Regions from separate parts of the Homo sapiens genome. Here region 2 is linked to region 1. A link is a loop called in an ENCODE intact Hi-C map of the cell type or tissue named here. Cell type or tissue: PC-3. All regions are shown on one strand. Region 1 overlaps DLG2 (discs large MAGUK scaffold protein 2). Region 2 overlaps DLG2 (discs large MAGUK scaffold protein 2).

Region 1 (2,500 bases):
AGAGAAGAAAAACCCAAGACTGATTGCTCAGAATCTCCAGGGTAAAAGAAACAAACACATTTTTAAAATCTTCAGCCTCACAAGGTATCCTTTGCCAACCCCCTAAGGAGCAACCTTAGAATCTGCTACAGGCTGCAGCAGCTGCCTGCCCACTTTCTCAGCAGCAAGAAATATGCTAAGCAGTGATTATCAACAGGGAAGAGGATCAAAAGGTTGAGGGAATGATTAAGCAAGATACCATTTCTTCTAAAAACCAGTTTCCTATAGAGGTTGTAAATGATAGAAGCCAGGGTAATCTCAAATTTCAATCAATTACATGTGAAACACATCTATTCTGTGCTCCTTCTGTGGGAGCTCCCACTAGTGTAGTCTTCTGACAACAGGAGCAGCATCAAAGCCAAGGTGATTTGCTGCTGGAGCCTGATCAAGTATGTGTCTGTCCCTTCCAAACCATTAAAAACAACAACAACAACAACCACAAAAACCACAACCCACAAACCCATGTGAGGAGACCAAAGCCAAAGCCAGAGCCAGATTCTCAGTCTTCCTTGCAAAAAGCTTGTAGTAAGATTTCACTTGGAAGTTATCATTGGTACAAGCAATGTTACACTGAGGGAAGGCAATGACTTGCAGAAAAGAATCAGAGTGCGAGGAGGTGTGAGATGTAGAATGGAAATCCCTCTCAATCTGCAGATGCTAGGTAGAGTCTTGTCTTGCTACTTACTGGCTATTTGAGCCTGGCTATTTGAGCCTGGAATCACTGCTAACTTCACTGAACTACACTGTTCTCATTGGGGTGAATGAAATCCATTTCTTGCTCTATTTACAGGATAGTTATGAAGAAATAGAAGGGAGGGAAGATTATAATAACTGAAGACACAACTTATCTCATATTGTCTCATTTAATCTTTATTATAATCCTATGCGGTAGTTATACCATTTTTTTGAAAAAAGTGAAGAAACTTAAAAAGTGAAGAATCCAGAGAGGCTGTGAAATGTCTAAAGTGATAGCTGATAAGTGGCACGAGAAGAGTTCAAGTCTTGACTCAAAAGTTAATATTCTTTTCTCTGTGTTATATCTGTCTTTTTAGACTGTAACATTTTTAAAGGCAGGGGCCATAGTTGTATTTTTCTTGTATCCCTTGCACACATTCATTACATAGTAGGTAAGCAGTAAAGATTTTATGAATAATAAATAATGTCTTTAAGTATATAAACTGGTTCAGCTCAGTTTAGCTAAATAAACATTGAGTATATTTTATTGTCAGACACCTTGTTTCTAACTGGGAGCTAGGGATTCAAAGATAAATAACAGTCATTTCCGGCCCTCAAGGGAGTCACAGTAGAGTGAGAGACACATACAGAAACAAAATCAACCTTCCACAGGTTTTAGTTTTATCTTCTGAGGTTTCAGAGAATTCATGAACTCCTATTTGAACACGTGCTGGAAGTGTCTGAAGTTACCTCTCTGCTAGCCATTGGCCTCACTCAGAGTGGGAGTATGGACTCCTTTAGCTTGTTGCAGAGAATGAGCCATGGTGAACAGAGACAGTTGTTTTCGGTTCCCACTTTGGAATTTCCAGGTAAGTAATCTTTGAGTCTCAAGGTTCAAGTTTTGGAAGGTATGAGGACCCAAATACTCACCATGCTTCTAAAGCTAGCTTTTCTGTCTCTAGTTAGCCTTTGTTTTTTAAGGCTAAACATCAGCAGCATTATTAGAACAAAGAAGAGATTTGAACAAAGTAAAAACTTACAGAGGATTCAAAATGCAGGGAATTAGAAAACACTGCCAAGCACAGAGTAATAATAATACGGCCACTTAGTAGAAAGAAACATAGGTGTCTCTAGGACTAACATGGGCATCAAGGAGACTCTTATGCTGACAAATCCTGAGAATGTAAACACATCAAGGGTACCAGAGTAAACACAAAATTGTCAGGACCTTGTTTCATAATAATTATGGGGCCGGACGTGGTGGCTCACGCCTGTAATCCCACCACTTTGGGAGGCCAAGGCGGGTGGATCACGAAGTCAGGAGATGGAGACCATCCTGGCCAACACGGTGAAACCCCATCTCTACTAAAAATACAAAAAATTAGCCAGGCGTGGTAGCCGGCGCCTGCAGTCCCAGCTACTCGGGAGGCCGAGGCAGGAGAATGGCGTGAACCCGGGCGGCGGAGCTTGCAGTGAGCTGAGATCGCGCCACTGCACTCCAGCCTGGGCAACAAAGCGAGGTTCCGTCTCAAAATAATAATAATTCTTATTAATAATATATTATTATATATTAATAATTATATTTATTAATATTTTATTATTATATTTATTAATATATTATATTATTATTATTATTGTTATGGAAGCATGTAACTATCATGGCCATTGAAGGTTTATTTTATTAGGTCTCTTCCTGACCTAGACAGAGTATCCAATAAGGCTATCAAGTCTCCTCTTGTTCAAATTCGAGGCTTGCCAAGAAATTTGCAGTAGTAAATAAGTAAAT
Region 2 (2,500 bases), 63 kb before region 1:
AGACGGGTTTCACAGTGTTAGCCAGGATTGCCTCAATCTCCTGACCCTCGTGATCTGCCCGCCTCGGCCTCCCAAAGTTCTGTGTTTACTGGCATAAGCCACAGCGCCCGGCCCTTTTTCCTTGTTTCTAAGTGGAGATATGAATCAACTCTTGTCCAACAAAATTGTAAAGATAAAATGAAATATACATAAAGAATATAATGCAGTGTAGAATATATTGTAGATGCTCAATAAATAGCTAGTGCTGATCTTATTTTTAACAGTAACCAATAATTGTGAAGTTGAATGTATATTCTCTATTAAAACCCAACAACCATCCAATCAATTTATCACTTAGGGAGCTATTCTGTGTCTTCTTTAATGAAAGCTGTTTTGTTTTCTTCTTTACAAAAATAGGAGACTATGAATAGAGAGATTAAACACTAGAAAAATTAATTCTCTAATACTGTCAATTATATGTTTACTTGGACTTTGATATGAGGGCCCTGAAAACGCAGTAAGTTATATATTTCTGATAAGCACAATCCTCCACAAAGAGCACATGGGCAGGCAGTGATTTAGACTCAGGGTTCTAACATTTTACACCTTACACTACATGACTACCCTATGAAATATCTGAAATGAAACTATGATTCCAATAGAAAGCAAAAGCTTGCCTTTTTGAGGATATAAATGTGCCTTTAGGTTTTACATTTAAAGTTACGAGTAATCATCAAAAGCATTGATGTTTGACAAATGACTATGTTGCACAGGTCTGCCTCGACTAGCCCATAAAGGAGTCCTTACTACCTCAAGCATTCTCTGCCACATCTTAAGTTTTTATTGTCCTTAAGGCATGTTTCTCTATCTGAAATGTTGCTTTCTGACTTCTTCATGAGAACAGAGACCTAGGCTATCCTGTTCTGCTTTATGTCTAGTATTTCCTAGAACAGAGCCTGATAGATAACTAAATGATCACACAGGTACAGAAAAGCATGCATATAAAAGTGGTAGATGTGAGAATTAAATGACATGATATACTCAAACTACTTTTAAAAATGCATTTTACTATGGTAGCAATTATTATTGTTGTTTGCATTATTATTGCTACTATTAAGAATGATGGATACAGTGGTTCACACACAGTAAATATTTTGGTGATGACAAATATTATTATTTTTCAAATTGACTAGTCTTTGCCATACATGCCTGCACTTAGGACAAGACTGGCAGCCTTTGCATTCAGACTGTGACTACTGCCAACTTTATGTTTACAGTGACTTTGCCAGCCAGAATTTGTAGCTTGGAATGATATCTCTCAAATATTAGAGGCAATAATGTCTCAGATTCCAGAACAAAATGCCAAGTGCTAAATGCCAAGTGCTAAACAAATCAGAAAAGGCAAAAGGAAAACCCACGTACTTCCACTTCCAAGAACATGAAGTAGAAGAGATTTTCTCAATTCTTCCTACTATGTACAAATAAAACCCCTGGGCATTATATATAAAACAAGCATGAGAATACTCTAAAAGTTGGAAGGAAGCAGTTAAAACAACTAGTGACCCTGGGACCCAAGGAACAACATAGCAGTAACTTCTCTAGGTTTTCTTTTGCTTCAAATATTCCAGGGTTGAAGCTGAACAAGCCCAAAACTCAGAAACATCAACAGAGGCACACAAGAACAGCCCTAACTAAAGCCTGTCTTCTTTAGCCAAAGGTCCAGGAAAAGGCAGAAAGAACATTTTTACATTATAACTGTCCTCCTCCAGAAAAACACTGCACAACAATCTGTGACCCTAACCCCACCCAAAAAGACCAAATGAGAGCCTGGAGTTGTACCCTTGTCAGCCTGTAAGGAGGTTCCCCATCCCCCTTGCTCAGACAGTATCAGAAGGAGCCTAGTAGGGAGCTGAAACTTTCATAGACACTAGGCAGTAGTAAAGCCATCCCTCCAACATTGTAACCGTGGAGAAAAATTAGGGAGCTTAGATCTCCACTCCCACCTGATGGCAACAATATCCATCCCTTTCCTGGCTAGGGTGGTATCAGAAGAGGCCTTCTGGAGAGTCAGAACTTTCATACCTGCCCAAGAGTAAAAGTATTGCACCTTCCCACCTTTGCCCCTCATTGTGTCAGTAGAGGCCACATGCACAGTAGCAGTAAAAGTGTATTACTACCCCTTCCAGCCACAGAGCTAACAATGGAGGCTTAGTGGGAAACGGGAACTCCCACTTCCACTCAGCAGTATTGAGGAGCCATGCCCCCTTGAGTGTCAACAGAGACAGCATGGGAAACTGGGAATTTTATCCCCATTTGACAGTGATAAGGCAGTATCCACTCCTCCCTTTCTCCTGCCCCAAAATGTACAGAATTACATAGAAAATCAGTCATATTACCAAGAACCAAAAAGACCTAAAGTAGAGAAAAAAAAATAGAGAATCAATAAATGCTGATATCGTTTAGATCTGCGTCTCCACCCAAATCTCATGTTCAACTGTAATCTCCAGTGTTGAAGGAGGGG

The links. Hi-C counts contacts between places; a loop is a spot of excess contacts. Peaks named below come from ENCODE experiments on the same cell type or tissue, not always from the same donor. Only the 100,000 strongest peaks of a DNase experiment are listed, where the experiment ranks them.
Region 2: a loop joins it to region 1, with 7 times the contacts of the local background. A loop is called at or near these places in 2 of 110 quality-filtered maps.

What each region holds. Positions count from the first base shown.
Region 1 is chr11:84,865,830-84,868,329 of GRCh38, forward strand. All of the region lies in intron 6 of DLG2 (discs large MAGUK scaffold protein 2), which reads right to left. Among named protein-coding and RNA genes, the nearest start is that of DLG2, 760 kb to the right of the region's middle. In PC-3, no CTCF peak of the experiment used is centred here; a DNase peak (open chromatin) is centred at 1,322; H3K4me3 peaks cover 819 bases; H3K27ac peaks cover 1,898 bases.
Region 2 is chr11:84,802,986-84,805,485 of GRCh38, forward strand. All of the region lies in intron 6 of DLG2 (discs large MAGUK scaffold protein 2), which reads right to left. Among named protein-coding and RNA genes, the nearest start is that of DLG2, 820 kb to the right of the region's middle. In PC-3, no CTCF peak of the experiment used is centred here; a DNase peak (open chromatin) is centred at 1,236.